Regions from separate parts of the Homo sapiens genome. Here region 2 is linked to region 1. Evidence: read pairs that join two places in POLR2A ChIA-PET (ENCODE). Cell type or tissue: OCI-LY7. All regions are shown on one strand. Links, peaks and the distances in the headings refer to the core of each region. The heading gives the core; the rest is flanking DNA.

Region 1 (8,707 bases), core at 2,575-5,074:
GCAATTTGCAGTGGTTCTGCTTTCTTCGTATCTGTCACTTGCACACATCACGGCCTCAGGGGTTGCAGGGGTTGCACAGCTCCAGGGCTGCCATTAGCATCAGATTTTGATGGGAATGAGCCCTATGTCTCCTCCTCCAGCTTTGCAAAGGGCTGCGTTGTTCCTTTTGACTCCTTAGAACTAACATTAGGTTCTAAGATGGTGTTCCTAATGGTACTGTTGACAGGAAAGACATTGGCCACCGTTCTGACAATGGGTGGTGGGGTAGCTTTCTGTGTGCACTTGGAAGTTGTGTAATTTCTTTAACTCAGATTCATAATTCACTTAATTTTTTGCCCTTATTCCTTTTGCTTTTTTCTTCCTTTTTTATTGAAAGAGTAGTAAATTTTTCTTCTTTTATCCAGCAGTTTTGTTTCTTATTCATTTTTCACATTAGCTACTTCTGTATGTGTGTGTTTCATATTTTATGAGTACTCACAGTGGACTTTTTTTTTGAGAGTCTATTCTGATGAGGAATATGTAAATGGAATGACAGTTAAGAGTCTGTAAAGTTCTAATCCGACTACATTTTCTGACAGTGTGTAGCTTTGGCTTGGTTCAGGTGCTGAATTGGTTTTGTATCTTTGTGGACTGTTTGAAATCTCAGCTGCAGCATGATGACCTGGCCCCCCGAGGCAGGTGGTGAACTGAACAGGCATTTGATTCAGGGGTCTGGCATTCAAGGGCATCCTTAGTGGAAAACTTTGAAGGGGAGAAAAACCCTTGGTTTGTTGCATCTCTGTTGCACTGTTGAGGAAAAATAGTGATGAGATCATTTAAATTATTTGATCTCAAGAGTCACTTCCATTAGTCAGGTGCACTGCTGCTGGATTGAGGAAATGGCAGCGTGGGTTTCTTGAAATAGAGGTTTAGAAATTCGAGTCTTGATTTTCAGCTTGCCTAGGTGAAGGAAGCTCCAAAGAATGTCGTGACACAGTATTCCTGACAAACATTGTCTCTAAGTATATTTGAACCAAAAATGTCAGTTCCTTAGAAAGTATGTTTATAAATATACAAATGGAAGTGATTCTTGAAATTGAAGGTGCCTTCCAAAAGTCTGAGGTTTGAAAACATTTAGTCAACTCTTGCCCTGTCCATATAGCACACAACTTTTATTAGGAAAGTTATCATTATAAGAGAGTAGCTATTCATTAAAGAGGTGGTTTTCAACACTGCTATTACAGAGCTCAAAGGGGACTGCCCAGGCCATTACCACAGGATTAAAAAGGCCCCTGCATGTGATTGTCAGGACTTATGTCAGTGTGTGCACAACCAATCAGGAAGATTATTTGGAGTTGTGAAAATGAACCTCTTCTGTTTATACGACACATCTGGAAGTGACGTGGAAGATGAACTCTTCAGGTCAATTTAGGCAAAGCTGCCAAACCTTGATTACTTTCTCTGTATTCTTTTGGTATTCTGTGGTCCTTCAAAGTGACTTTAAGTACTGTTTTTAGAGTGATTCTGAAGTTTAAACAAGCTCAGTATATGCCTAATTTCCTGAAATAGGAGGTCTCTCAGGGAAGGTCCAGCCTAACCCAAGTTAAATACGTTCTTTAGTTCTATCAGCTGTTTTTCAGATGCAACTAATCTAGAAAGTTTGTTTGCACAAAATAAAAATATGGCAAAATGTGTTTTATACTACTTACATAGTGGGTGCTTAGTTTGTGGGAAACAGGGATATATTTCTGAAACAAGGACAATTATGCTTACAGAATATTTTAAGAATTTTTATTTTAAGTATATAATACCATTGGAACAAGATGAACAGCACTGCTTCTTATGAGATACCCTTACAGGACCTTTTTTGGTAAAAGGGTAACTAGCTAATTATTAGGGTAGTGTATATGTAGGGAGAGTATTTATAATAAGCCTGAAATCACATTCTCTTTGCAAAGACCAGTGCTCCTCCTGAATGTCTTCAGCCTAATAATCTAAAGAGCCATTTATTATACACTTTGGTGGTTGGATTTAGCCATCTTGTGGTGGGAGCAGTCACTGAGCTCCAAGTTAAGTTAGCCACATTGTTTTGTTTGCTTCTGAGTGTGTAAGTGATCTACCTAGTTTTCAAGTATTTTAAGACGTTTGGCATATGATATTTTCGCCTTCAGTTCACTTATTTTATTCCATTGAAGTGTTAACGCTGACGGTGGGTCACTGTGTGGGGTGACAGTGGCTGAAAAACTGATTGCAAAGCTGTATTTAAAATTTTTTTCAGAGTTCAAGAGTGGTGTCAGTTCTTCAGTTTGACATTCTTGCTATAGATAGAGGTTATGTAAACACAATGCTAGTACTCCAAGGAACTAAACAAGCTGAGAAGTTAGTGGAGTTCCTTTCCTTTCTCGTTAAGCTAACATTTGTAGCAAGTGGCTGCATCCCCTTGAAGTGTTTGTGGAATGTGTTCTCTTCATCCACAGAGAAGATGTTGGAGAGAAAACAGAATTAACTAGGCAAGTAGTTGGCTGAGAGAATTACCAGTGCCTGGGGTGACTAGGCTTAGAGCCACAGCCATTGTAGGTGGTCCACAAATATGGTAGCCTGAGCAGAGGGCCATTTTCTAGAAATGTGAGAATTTGATGTCCCCTGTGGGAATTCGAGCTTCAGTTCTTCAGTAGGTCAACAACCATTGGTCAGTCCAAGTTCTGCCGTCCAGCCTCCCTGCTGGATGCTGGGAATACAAAGGTCAACGTTATTTGGACCTTGCGCTTAAGGACATAATGATCTATTAGGTGAGACAGATGCAAATAAGGGATTACAATACGGTGTGTAGGGGAAGAAGGGACACCAGAGTCCCCTGGATGGCAGAGGATGTGGTCAGGGTAAGTTAGCAAATGAGCGCTGCCTGATTAGTGAGGGGAAAGAGTGGTGAAGGGGGTGGGGCAGTGAGGCAGAGGCCGGTAAGGCCAAGGCAGGCACAGGGTAATTTGCTTCTGAAAGATCCAGGCTGGACTGGGCATATGTTCCTTTTTTCTTTCTTTCTTTCTTTTTTGAGATAGGGTCTCACTCTGTAACCTGGACTGGAGTGCAGTGGTGAGATCATAGCTCACTGCAGCCTTGACCTCCCAGTCTCAAGCAGTCCTTCTGCTTTAGCCTCCCGAGTAGCTGGGACCACAAGTGTGCACCACCATGCCTGGCTAAGTTTTTAAATTATTTGTACATACAGGGTCTTGGCATGTTGCTTAGGCTGGTCTGGAACTCCTGGGCTCAAGTGATCCTCCTGCCTCAGCCTCCCAAAGTGCTGGGATTACAGTCATGAGCTACCACACGTGGTGGGTATATGTTCCTTTTGAAGTCAGTAGGTAGTTTAGTTGAACTTGTTCGTAGCTTAGTCCCCAAAGATTTAATGAATTGTGCTCATTAAGAGGACGTTTGTTGGAAAAGAGATTTCACAATGATGGATGTGTACTGGAGTTTCATGTATATTTTTATATACTCTAGATTCTGGAGAATGATCACTCAGTTTTAGTGTGGAAGACAGAATAGACATCTTTAGAACTGTAAAAGGAATAAGCTATTTTTGTTGAGTATGAGAAGAAGATAGCCTTCGTAGAATCACAGGCTGTTCAGAGCATCAAGGACCTCATACTGTAGGAGATCCTCATGTTACAGATAGGACAGCTGAGCTGCCAAGAGGAGCTGCTCCTCGGCTCCCCAAAGCTGGTTCACAGCAGTTCTCAGTCTGAGAGCAAGTCTTCTGATACTGGGGTCAGATCCTTTCACTGCAACACACTGTACCTCTTTTAAACCAGTTCTTATAGCAAGGTAAAAGTTTCTCAAGAAGAAATTGACCTATCTTAATGTTTTTCTTTTTTAATGTGATGTTAGTCTAAGTAAGAATTATGTTTTAGGGAATTGTATTAGTTGAAAAGCTGTACAAGAAATTACCCCAACATTTAGTAACTTAAAATAACAACATTTGTTGTCTCTCAGTTTTTGTGAGTCAGGACTCCCAGTTTAGCTGAGAGCCTCTGGCTCAGGGTGTCTCCTGGGATTACAGCTGAGCTCTCAGGTGGGGCTGTAGTCAACTCATGGCTCAACTAGGGGAACTGCCTCCAGGCTCACTTACGTGGCCAATGCAGGCATCAGGTGCTCACTGGCTGTTGGCTGGATACATCAGTTTCCTGCCACACTGGCCTCTCCATAGGGCAGCTGGCTTCCCCTGGACCAAGTGATCCAAGAGAGAGCAGGAGAGACCAAGAGAGACCCACAAGATGGAAGCCATACATAGTCTTTTTTTTTTTTTTTTTTTGGGATGACATCTCACTCTGTCGCTCAGGCTGGAGTGTATTGGCGGGATCTCAGCTCACTGCAACCTCTGTCTCCTGGGTTCAAGAGAGTCTCCTGCCTCAGCTTCTTGAGTAGCTGGGATTACAGGCGCCCACCACCACGCCTGGCTAATTTTTGTATTTTTGGTAGAGACGGGGTTTCACAAATTGGCCAGGCTGGTCTCGAACTCCTGACCTCAAGTGATCTGTCCGTCTTGGCGTCCCAAAGTGCTGGGATTACAGGCATGAGTCACCGCACCTGGCTGGAAGCCATAGTCTTATAACCTGAGCTTAGAAGTGACATTTCGTCACTGCTATTTGATAGAATCAAGTCATTAAGTTGAGGGGACAGTATTATATTAATACAAGAGTGTGAATACCAGGAGATACATTGGGGCCCATCTTGGATGCTGCCCACGACAAACATGGATTAAGATTCTGTTCATTGTGTTTAACAGAAGTTCACTAAAACTGACTTCCGCAAAACAGACGGGGAGTGGGAGAGAGAATAACTATGGGATCTGAGGATTTTTCATGGAGACAAAGGGTGAGGAGCATAACTAAGTCTCATGAGGAACTGGACTTGGAAGGTGGACAGTCTGTAGGAACTGAGGCAGCTTTCTCCTTCAGTATCTTAATAGTAAATTCTCCTATCTTTCTAAGTCAGTCTTATGTTTCAGGTGTCTCAAATTTATTTTTCTTTTAATCTTTATTCTTTATAAAATAGCTATTTTTCTTTGTCTACACATGGTGGAAAATGGCCACCCCAGTGGTTCTAGGACCATAAAAGACTAATGGGAAGAATTTCTGTGTCCCAGGAGAGAGGATTGAGTTTCCTTTGCCCCACTAGTGGGATGGCTCCCCCTATGAAAGTTGTCCAGTGAGCAGGGTCAAGGTTTAGGTTTGGGGTACGGACATGAGTGCAGGAGCCTTACTCTCCTGTGTGTTGTCAGGGATGGATAAAGGGGATGAAGTTGGAGGGGTTTAGTGAATGGTTGGGACAGCAAATTTCAGAGAAGAGCATTTGGAAATAATTTTCTCAAATATATATTTTTAAAATCCATATTTGATTTTTTTCCCTCAGGGATTCCCAAGCATAGTAGAGCTAAAATGAATTAATTTGGGTAAAAGTAAAGTTAAGGCTAAGTTAGGAAACACTTTTAAAAACAGGAACCTGCTGCGTGCGGTGGCTCCTGCCTTGTAGTCCCAGCACTTTGGGAGGCAGAGGCGGGTGGATCACCTGAGATCAGGAGTTCAAGACCAGCCTGGCCAACATTGTGAAACCCCATCTCTACCAAAAATATGAAAATTAGCTGGGTGTGGTAGCGCATGCCTGTAGTCCCAGCTACTCGGGAGGCTGAGGCAGAAGAATCGCTTGAACCCAGTAGGCAGAGGTTGCAGTGAGCCAATATTGCGCCATTGCACTCCAGCCTGGGCAACAGAGCAAGATACTGTCTCCAAAAAAAAAAAAAAAAAAAAAAAAAAAAGAGGAATGTTAGTGGAAAAGCAAGGTTTTCTATATTAATTATTTAAAAAATGTCTCTGAGACTAGTATTAACCTGGAAAACTTACTGATTATCGTAAGTACTATTTCTCTCTCTCTCTTTAGTTGCCCCTTATAAATTCCAGGTTTAACAACTTTTTAAAATGTTCTTATGCCATGAACATCTGTCAGCTTTCCTATCTTAGATTGTTTTTTTTTTTAGCAGCTTATGTAACTTGAAATGAAATTACCATTTTTTGTTCTAAAACTGCCCATTTAGTGTGTTGATAGGGTTTTGCTTTTGGCTTCAGTTGATTTCAATAGATGACAAAGATGCAGAAAAGGTTTTTATTTTCATTTTTGCATGCTTGTTCACTTCCATGGCACTTTAAAATGATGCACACTCTGGCTTAGCTGCAAGAAAGCTTGTATTACAAAGATAGAAACCAAAAGCCTTTTCTGGAGGTGTTTTTCTTTTTGCTTTGTAGATAAGTCAGAAGAATCCTGTGAAACCTAAAGACAGTCTACCACTTGCATAGTTGGGTAGTTTTCATTTTTGTTCTTGGAGTTGGATCTGAGCAGTACAGCAGTAGCAGCAATTAAAGCATGTTAGTGTATGGTAAACACTTATGCTTGTACATCTTAAGATGTTGCTTTGTTGGTCAAAATCCGATTTTAAAAGTTGAGACTGGTGCAGTGGTTTTGGGAATTAACACATGGTAAACAGCTCTGTTCCCAGCCCCCAATTCTCCATGACTCCGCGTGGGGGTAGCTGGTGTTGTAGCGCATGTTTGAGGACGTGGATGTGGCAACGGGAAGCGTGCTTCACATGGGGTGGGTCCACAGAGCCTAGCATGGTTGGCTGGGTGGTGCTTCTTCAGAAAAATCTGCGCCCACTCCTTAACCTCTTCATGTTTTACTCATACTCTGCTATTGTGGGTTTAGGTTTGGCAATAATGCTGCTACTTACATTGAGAACCTAATAGGGAAAAAAGACTGGGCTTTGTAGTTGCAACGATTGCTGGGAAGATGCAACAAGTTTTTCTAGCTTCTTATTATGGTTTACTGTGATCCATTCTCTTAAAACTATTCTTTCTTATAATCCTCTCTCTCTCTCCTTAACAGATGAGGAGTTGATCATGCCACTGCCCTGCTCACAATCCCTGAGTGGCTTCTGTTGTGGTTAGAGTAAATACATACTCCTCCCCGTGGCTCAGAGTCATTGGTGTCTGTCCCCTGCCTGCCATGTAAACCTCCTTTCTCGTTGTGACTCCATGCACAAGGGCCTCCCAGTGTTTTTCAAGCTTCCAACTTTGTCTGTCTCAGGCTCTGTACAGATGTTCTTCCTTCTGCCCTGCATGCTCTTCCCAAAGCTCATCACCTGGCTGGCTTTTGGGCATCCCGCATCACCCCGCATCACCTGTTCAGGTTTTTTCCTAAGAACATAATCCAGAGAGAGCAGCCCCTGCTCCTGCCCCTGCCCCTGCCCCAGCCCCAGCCCCAGCCCCAGCCCCATCACGCTCAGTCACTTTACCTTTATGAGGTAATGTTTACCACAGTCTGAAATTATCTTATTTGCCTGTTGCTTGTGTTTCCCCCACTCCCAGAATAGAAACACAATGAGGACAGGGACATGTCTTGCCCACTACGATGCCTCCATCACCTAACACAGTACTTAGCATATAGTAGTTCTCAGGAAATACTCGAATGAATAGAAGTGCTGCATTCATTTAACACATAGCAAACATTTTTTTGTATGTGTGTTTCTAGACCTTGGCATTTTTAAAGAGCACTGGTCAGTTTGTAAAATATCCCTCAATTTGACTTTGTCTAGTGTTTCCTCTGGATTAGATTCAGATTATGTATTTTTGGTAGAAGCAGTGCCTCGTGTCAGAAGGCACGTGTCTGTTTATCCCAGCATTGGGGATGCTAACTTTGATCACTTTGTGAAGCTGTGTCATATTCTAGGTTTCTTCAGTGTACTGTTGCTGCTTTTTCCTTTGTAATTAATAAGTAATTTGTGGGGAGATTTAGACTTTGTAAATATTCGATTTCTTATCAAACTTTCACTCACAAGTTTTAGTATCCATTGACGGTTTTTTAGGTCCTTCTGTATCTATTAGCAGGCATTCTCTTGTAAGGAAAAGCTCTCCCTTCTCATCATTTATATATTGATCAGTATGGGTCATGGATTGTTATTTCATTGAGTTTTAATCTATTATTTTTTTTTTGTTGCTTAAGTTGTCCAAACTTTGACTGGTGGGAGCCTCTTCAAACTGGTTTCTTTTCAAGCTGTGTTCTTTTGCTATGTCCTTATCATTCCTTCAGTGCTTCCTTAATTTCTGGCAGGACATTTGCTTTTTAGAAATCATTTTTCTCTTGATTTGGAAAATGCACTTTTTTGCTTTTTTTGCCCCCCGCAAGAAGTATGGATGTCATACTTCCCTTTACAGAACACCACCATAACATCTGTACTCATTCATGATACCTACAAATGTGACCTTAAGCAAGTCTTTTTTTTTTTTTTTTTTAAACTCATGATTTTTCTTGCTGTTTCTGTGAAATCTAAGAGGAGCAGCTTGTCTGCTTGTAGCTCAGGGACAGAATAGCATTGTGTGAGGTGGTCCACATATTTATTGAATACTGCCAGTGCATAAAGCATTCTACCTGGAGCTGGAGAGAATCACACAAGAGAGTAGAAGAGAGTTATGTATCTGCTCTCAAGGATGGCAGGATTCAGTGGAGAAAGACCAGACTGTACTGCATATAGGAACAAATGAAGTTGAAAAGATTAATTTTCACAACTAACAGTCTTCCTTATCCTGCTCATGGGTAAAGATTACCATTTAATTTGTAGCAGTAGTGAGTCGGTGCCATTTATGACCACTTCTTGTCAAGCTCACACTTGAGACAAGTCAAG
Region 2 (8,707 bases), core at 3,414-5,913, 150 kb after region 1:
TCAGGTAAAATGTAATCCCTCTGCCTCCATGCTGTGCATAGCAGACCAGTTTGTTGCTGCTGTCTGTGCACTCGTGCTCTGTGTGCGCTAGTCTGGCCTCATGCATGGCCAGGGTGCCCTGTCCTGTGACAGCAGGGGGCTGATCGCCTGCACATGCGTCCATCCGATGGCTTGATGGAGCTGCCTTCTATGTGTCAGTCTCTCTTTTTAAAGTACTCAACAGTATCCTCAGACTAATTTTTGCTTTTGCATTTTTGCTTTTGTTATCTTTGAGATATCAAGAGTGGAAGGCAGCATTCATTCCAGAGAGGACAAGACTTCTAAGGAAAAGAGAAGTGTTTTTTTGTGAGTCTAAGAACAGCATATGAGTGATAGAAAAACAGTTCCATAGTCCCTTCAACAGATCAGCAGGAAGGCTTTTGAAAACAGTAGTGAATCTTCTTTGCAGAGGCATGGACTGTAAGGAGAAAACCTTCTTCTATCTTTTGTACACTGCTGTTTTAGGGTACCCCAAGATAACATTGTTGATTCCTGGGGACCTAGGATGTTATCTCCTTGAATGAAACCTATTCTTCATGTCTTTTACAGTAACGAATAAATGTGTTGATGGATTCATCTGTACCCACAAAATGAGCCTTCAGAAAAGAAAATGCAAAGTTCAGTGATACTAGGTTATTACAAGCTCTTCGTGTTCCCTGTGACTGACCCTTCTACCTCTCTGGGGCAGCAGGCTCCCATTCTGAGAAACACTGGTATCTGGGGACACTGCAGGCTGAGCTGCTCAGCACAGGCCATGCATGCAGTGTGAGAAGCCACCTTGTTAGAGCAGTATCAATTATGGTGACTGTTAGAGCAGTATCAATTATGGTGACCTCTGTCAGCCTTATGGGGTTGGGGTTGGGTGCCACAAGGAGCTCCAGGGGCTCCCAGACAGAAGCCCAGCTGTATTCACCAGCACCCAGCATGGAGAATAATGGGTTTCCATGATAAGTAATGCTGCTGATGTACATCGTCTTCCTGGATCTCAATGCTTTCTAGATATTATTGTTATTTATATTTCCCTTATATACTGTGGAGCTTTATGGGTCTGGTAGGGTTGGGAATAAATAGTCCTATCATTTGTTAATTATGTTAAACTAATAGATGCATATGAGTTTTATGAGGGTTACTAATTACTTTTTTATTCAGTTAATGGAAATCTGTTACCCCTTAATTGATTTCAGCTGCAGTTATTTTGTTAGGGTGCTCTTGTTTAAATGGATGTATATTTCCCTCTGTGAGCCAAGTTCATTCAGATCTGCATTTGTGCAGGTCCTGTATTCTTATGTTTGATAAATGAGCAAGTGGGTATGTTGGTTGGTGGAAGGACGGGACCACGACACAGAGGCCCAGTCCTCATCCACCTGCCAGGGGTTGGCATGCAGGCATATAACATTTCTGTTGCATCTTTTGTTTTCACAGTGAGAGAAAAACGCAAGAGTCTCTTCATTAACCATGTAAGTGAAGCTGTCTCCCTGTGTTCTTCATAATGACTGTACAGTGTAAAGAGCTAAAATAACTGTCTGTGATGGATGAAAATGGCTCATGTGCTTTGTAGATACTTGGAAGAATGTTGCAGTGTACTTATGCTTAGTTTGGTTTGTAATTGGACAAGCATCACTCAGTATTTGTCCACTGTCCCAAATATTTTTCCAGAAGCCCTAGACCACTATTGTTCATGAGATGATGTGTGTGAACAATAACATATCAAACATCACCCAGCAAGTCCAAGCGAAAGCCACTTCTTTTTAATTTTGAATCCTTTCCTTTCTCTACCCTCACCCCCAAATTATTCTTTTTCTCTTGTAGCTCAGTTCCATTTGAATAAACACATAGTTGTTTTCCATGAGGCTCTCTGTCTCCACACTTGACTCTTCCCATTTGTTGTTTGTGGGTCCAGTAGAGTCTGCGTGTTCTTCTGATGCTCCAAGAAAGGATAAACTTGATAACACTAAATTTAAAAAAGATGTTCAAACATTTGGCTGGAGTCTTTTGGCCATTCTTAGCCATGTCTCCCTCCCCTGGTGGCCAGGTGCAGGTGCCCCATTGAGATACTTCATCCCTCTTCCTTCCTTGAGCAGAGATGTAGCTGGCTGGCTCCAGCACCTACTCCACACCCTATATACCAGGCAAGTCCTAGCCACACCTTCTTCTTAGAAATATGGCCCTTTAGGAAAGAAAACTCTCCGAGAGGGATGGAATGATGAAACAGGTGTAAATTATCAAAATAAGTATGCTCTAAGTCCTCATTCTAAAAACAGAACCACACAAGGGTCTTTCTCAGGATTTTTAGACTGTCTGCATCTGTGTATTTGAAGATCTTGAAATAGTCCTAAAGCTGTGTATTAAAGAGACTTAAAGCCATAATGTTGTATTCTCTGCCCTTTGAAAATATGGACAAAATGCAGTTGGGAAGAAATTCATAAGCTGGGCCCTTACACTCAAGGGACATGATGCTACGCCCTTAGGAGACTGATGACTTCTTTGTAGTCAGTGTTAATATATATGCACATATACAGTTTTCTAGGGGTCAGAGGGCTTATTATTTTTAGCAGATTCTTAAAGCAATCTGTGACCTTTTCCCTCGGCCCCTTAAATTTCAAAGCATCTGTTTAAAGCACCTTTGAAATTGCAATCTGTGTCATGAGGAAAATATGAAAATTGCCATGCCTTTTTTTTTTTGAAAGCAGTATATACCTGGATATAAAAATTTGAGCGATTGGAACGAATTCTCTAAATCCTTGCTTCCATTTCTTTGCCTGCTGGGTGCACTTGAATGCTTTCCCACTCATTACACTCATTAGCATGCCTGCCAAGGAGCTTGCAAGGGAAGGAGAAGAGCTGGAACTGCATCCAGGCCATCTTTCCTGTTCACTGCAGCTCCATGGAAGGTGCATTGAAGAAAGAGGAGGATAGGAGTTTGTGTCGCTCTGTTATCATTGTAGCTGATGATACAGAGGTGTGCTCCCACAGTTCTAACCTGCATACCTCTTTTAACATCCCTGCACGCCCCACCCCCCCAACAGGCACACACCTAACCTTGCCATTTCGTGTCCTGTATAGTCTGAGCACCTGCCACACACTTGAGAACACATCTGCTGCACCCAGCACATGGATTAGTATGGGAGGCCATGCATTCTCATGCACAGTATCTTCTAACGCCCAGCCCAGCATTCAAACCTCTGTAAAATCACATCTGCTGACACAGAGTGAAATCACACAGTTGTTGAGATCTCTGCAAATGCACCTGTTCCTATAGAAAAGAAATCTGGGTGCTAAGTTTCTTACATAACAGATGACCCTGTAACAAGCAGCGTGACCCTCTAAACTGTGAACAGACCTCGCTGCAAATGAGCGCCATCAGTCCTGCCACGCTAGGAAAAGCCGTGGGAGTGTGCCAGTCCCACCAGCTGAAATATCATTTGAGTGAAATTACCTGCAGATTCAATTAGGCTAATAAAGCAGCTGTACTTTTCAGGTTTTGAAACTTAGGAATAGTAAGTTAGAACAGTGGAGAAAGGACGAGCAATAATAATAATCGGTCCCATCTGCTGAGTGCTTTAAAGTGTGTGTGCCAGGCTCTGCTGTAATTGGTTTAATGGACTCATTTAGTTAGCACAATGGCCATGCTAGGTAGGCACAATTCAGTATTACTGTTTTACAGATGAGGAGATGAGGCACAAAGAAGTTAGCCAAGTAGACAGTGGAGCCCGGGTTGAGTCCCAGGTGGTCTGCTTCAAGCACGCCACTTAGCTCGCACCCTCTGTGTTCCTCAGATAATAACACCAGTTCCCATGTGACAGAGGTTGTTTAGCTTGCTTATCTGAACTTAGAGATAACATTTATAATTAAATTTGTATGGGACAGTCTCTAGGGTTCATTTCTGAATATGGATCTCAACTGAAATTTATCATTTAGTTTGTTACTGAACTCTGGAGTGATAGTTATTTTTCGCCCTTATTATACCATTTCATTTTTTATTTGCTTTATTGTGAGGGATGTTGTTTCTTTAATTTCTCTTTCAAGTTTTGAAGAACCCACTTAGTACATGTTGCTAAGTTAACCTACAAAGAGGCTACTATTTAAGAGAAATGAATACAGTTGTGTAGGTAAGCCATTTAAGACAAGGCGAGTGTTCACCTCTACCCCCAGGACCATGATAACTGCAGGGGAAATAACCTCCTCCAGGTGGAGAAAAGTAAGGCTTTCCTGGTTTCCAGCAAACAACACACATAAGCAAGTGAAAAGAGTGGACTATGACCCAGGACATTCTCCAGGGAATGGGGCAGTAGAGAATGGTCCCCCAGGCTGGAAAATGAGAGGGGCCTTTAACTGGCTCAAAACAGCCAAGAGAGACTCAGAGGATTAAGTGAAAGGAGACCACTTCTCAAGGAATTATTCCAGGTTTTGAAGCTTGAAGCCATTTGAAAATAAACCACTTTGGATGTTTTGACAGCAGGTTCAATCAGGGTGAATTATAAAGGTTAATATTTTAATCAGCACCTATGTTTTAGATGTAATTAAAGTGAACAGGTATAGGAAGGTTTTTGTTGTTGTTGTTGTTGTTGTTGTTTTTGAGATGGAGTCTCGCTCTGTCACCCAGGCTGGAGGGCATTGGTACGATCTTGGCTCACTGCAACCTCCCCAACCCGGGTTCAAACTATTCACCTGCCTCAGCCTCCCAAGTAGCTGGGATTAAAAGCATGCGCCACCATACCCGGCTAATTTTTGTATTTTTAGTAGAGACAGGAATTAGCTATGTTGGCCAGGCTGGTCTTGAACCCCTGACCTCAGGTGATCCACCCGCCTTAGCTTCCCAAAGTGCTGGGATTACAAGCATGAGCCACTGCGTCCAGCTAGGAAAATTTAATGCATATGAAAGATACACGTATTTTTAAAAGGCTGTGTAAAGGGATTTATGTAAAGTTTATTTAAAATTTGCTGACATTTTGACTTTGCTTTTTTTTTTTTAAGGTTAGCTGTTTTTATGAATCTTTTAATTAAAGTGTAAAAATCTCTGATTATAGATTGTGGGTGACATTGTAGGTGGTTGGAGTTAAGAATCACTCCTGAAAAAAAAAAATCACTCCTGAAACTCAGAATGTATGCTTTTTACCTTAGCCTCACTTTTCTATGATTATCTTCCTGCCACCTGGTGATAGCACACCAAAAATGAATGGGTTATTCTAAGAAGTTAAAAAAAAAAAAAAGATGTGAAAACAGAATGAATGAGGAGTTGAATAGCCAGCTTCCTTTGTCTTGTTTGCCATAGGTGCACTTTGAAACGAGAAAGCCAGACTGGGAATTCTGTGTAGTGTGATCCTCAAAAAAAAAAAAACCAAAGCATTTGTCTCAACACTGAGTCTGGTGATAGTTGAGGAAACTTTGTGAGGAAGTAAAGCAACTAGGGAGAGTTACTTATCAGCTAAGCAAGAGTCACATTATTATTAGTGGGACTTGGAGCCAAAAGAACTTTGTTCAAACCCTCGTTCTGCCACCTGCTAATTGGGCAATCTTGGAAACATCTTGAAATCTCAGTTTTCTTATCTCCTAGGGTGGGTCATAATTCCAGACCTACTTGACTCAAAGGTAGTGATTTGCAGCCTAATTATAACACCATATACGTATGTTGTATTATTATTGTCCATTGGAATTTAGGTAAAATTGATTTAATTTTCCAAGTTCAATATCAAAACTGATGAAAGTCTTTCTGGTATTTTGAGTATGGATATAGTTTTTTCATAATCATTAAGACCAGGATTTTCTGGGAGGAGTATATTCTGTTCAGCTCCCTTTGGAGAATACTGACTTGAATCATTTGCTCCTCTTAACACAGTTCAGTTCCAAATCAGTTTCTGCCTTTTAGCTTTGAGTGAGGTAGGAATAGGAGTCCTTGTAAAAAGGTGTCTATTCTGGTTATAGGCTTCATCTGTAAGTCATAAAAGTCAAGTAATACAGTGAGCTACATCTAGGAACTGAAATTTAAAACATTTTAAATCTTGCTTTTGCCTCTGGAATAGAATGAGAGTTTATTGAGCAGCTGCTGTGTTAGCATCAATGCCATATGCTTGGAGGATGTGAAAGAAGACTAAGTTTTTAAAATATCAGTAAAAATTTTAAAAATCCAATAAGATTAAAGAAATCCAGCTTTTACTTTGAAATAATTTCAAATGTATAGAAAAGTAACAGCAATAATTGAGAGTACAGGATTTTCATGTGACTAAAGGAACCTTAGATGCTCTGGTTCTCAGACCCCCTGTTCTGCTTCACCCAGGGATGTTGACATGGGGTAGGTGTTTTGTTATTTTCTCTCTTCTTTTTGTTTTTTCTTCTTCTTTTTGCGGAATGTCTAGAAATGATAATGATAATGTTACACACACTGGTACATTGAGAAGCTTGGGTAGGACATCAATTCCTTAAGTGTATTGGTTATGTCTGTGGAGGACTTTCTCTTTTCTTACCTCTTTCTGTTTCTTCTTCACCCCTTCTTCCCTTTCTTCATGCTGTCACTCTTGTAATGAGGCACAAAGGAAGTGGCACTTGTAAAGTGTAATGGTCCATTCAAATACAGGGCAGCCGACAGGTGGAATTGCTTCCCTAGTGCCTTTGTGGAAGGTCATTTTGAAAGCTACATTGTCCTTGTTAAGACACACAAGTGACGGGGCCACTGAGCTGTTGTTATGATTTAGCCTGGTAACTCATGGTGTGTTCTCCATGGAAGTTCCTATGTTGGAAGCCCTGATCTTTTGTATATAGTGTTAGGATATCATCCCTTAATTAGCCAGCACAAATTCTTGACCACAGCTGCCTGGTTTTCACATTGCTCTGACACTGCTACATGTGGGGAAGGAGCTGTTCTCATTTTAGTCAGTCACTGACTCTTGGTTCCATTGCTGCCATTCCCAGAGTTAGGGGAAGCACAACCACTCCTGCTAGCTGGGCAGGCACTGAGGGCCTCTTCACTGTGCATTCTACTTGTCACTTCATTGCTCTCCTAACCTCCTCAGTTTTCAACTCCATCACCTTGCTCAGGGACTTCTGGAGTAGAGAGAAGAAAGGAATGAAGTGAAGCCTTGAAGGAGCATTCTACTTGAAGCAGGAACTTTGTCAGAAAAGCCCTTTAAGAAGCAGACTTTGTATCCCTTAGCCTTGTGTTATAATCTGTTCTTTGACTTTATATATACATATATATGTGTGTGTATATATATGTGTGTGTACATATATATGTTTTAACTTTTATTTCAAACTTACAGAATGATTTTAATAGTAGTAATACAGAAAACTCTCATCTACCCTTTAGCCAGATTCATCAGTTTTAAACCAATATTCTCTCACATTCTGCACATCCTTGGTCATTGTCTTTTATTATTTTTTCTGAATTGTTTGGAAGTAGGTTGTCTGCATTCTGCCTTTTCTCCCTAATACTCCACTGTGTATTTCCTAAGACCAAGGCTATTCTCTGTGTAACCACAATATTATCAAAATAAAGAATTTAACATTGATATGTTTCTTCTAATTAACTGATCATATTCCAGCAATGTTAAGTGGCTCCGTAATGTCCGCTACAGCGTGTTTTTCTGTGGTATGGGTTTCACTCCAGCCTGACACATGGCATTTAGTTGGCATGCACGCTCTATGTCCTTTAATCTGGAGCAGATTCTCAGCCTTTCTCAGTCTTTCAGGACATTGACACTGTTGAAGAATACAGGGCCAGTTTTTTTTTTTTTTTTAAATAATAATGTAATGTTTCTCATTTTGGATTTGCCCGAAGGATTCAGTTAAACATTTACAGCCAGAATACTACATGGAGTGTTCCCTTGCCCTTTTCAAGACATCAAATCGAGAGGCAGGCAGTTTCATCTGACTCTTGTTGCTGATGTTGATTTTGATTACCGGGCAAGGTGCTGCCTGGATCCTCCACTGTCTGTTTACTCGTTTTCCCTTTGCAACTAATAAGCAGTCTCTGGGCAGGTACTTTAAAACCATGTAGATATCCTGCACTTTATCCCCACCCCCAGATTTAGCATCTGTTGATCAGGCTTGACCGAATCAATCTTTATTATTTTTGGTTACAAAATGGTGGTTTTCCAGCCCTACCATACTTCTCTCCCTTTGTCAGTAGGTGTTCTGCTTAAGAGAGAGCCTTCTCTTCCCATCTGTCCATCTGTCTGTCCATCCAGCCATTTTCAGTACAGATTCCTGGATTTCTGCTTTTCTAATGATACCTAGTTCATGCTTGTGCTTAAATATTTCGATGTCCTAGATTTGGGTAGTGGCAGTCTTTTGATACTGGTTTTGTGTTCTTGTGACATGCTCCATCCTTTCGTTTTGTTTTGCGAACTCCTTTGCTTTCTGGCACAATAAGATATTTCAGGCTCATCTTGTACCTCTGCCTCAACCCTGGATAGCCATTTCTCCAGGGAGTCCTGATTCCTTTTAGTGGCAAACAGTGCTAGAACCAAGGTCTGGACACCATGTGTGCTCATTGCTGCTGGGGTGCTATTGCTTCTAGGCCCATTTAGCAGGTGTAGCTAGGAAACAGACATTTCAGAAATCATGAATTCATACTGTTACTTTAAATTTCCCATTCCAGTCTATCCCATAGGGTTTTTTCTTGACCTTGGCCTTTGACTTTTTAATTTCTACTGAAAAACTTATTTTTCAATTA

The links. Peaks named below come from ENCODE experiments on the same cell type or tissue, not always from the same donor. Only the 100,000 strongest peaks of a DNase experiment are listed, where the experiment ranks them.
Region 2: POLR2A ChIA-PET joins it to region 1 with 6 read pairs; 4 of 35 experiments call an interaction of 5 or more read pairs at or near these places.

Annotation. Positions count from the first base shown.
Region 1 is chr10:35,349,916-35,358,622 of GRCh38, forward strand. All of the region lies in intron 1 of CCNY (cyclin Y), which reads left to right. Among named protein-coding and RNA genes, the nearest start is that of CCNY, 18 kb to the left of the region's middle. In OCI-LY7, for the core only: no CTCF peak of the experiment used is centred there; a DNase peak (open chromatin) is centred at 4,056.
Region 2 is chr10:35,500,040-35,508,746 of GRCh38, forward strand. It overlaps CCNY (cyclin Y), which reads left to right. Exons shown (of 10, transcript NM_145012.6): 3 at 1,462-1,496. Among named protein-coding and RNA genes, the nearest start is that of GJD4, 100 kb to the right of the region's middle. In OCI-LY7, for the core only: no CTCF peak of the experiment used is centred there; no DNase peak of the experiment used is centred there; H3K4me3 peaks cover 469 bases.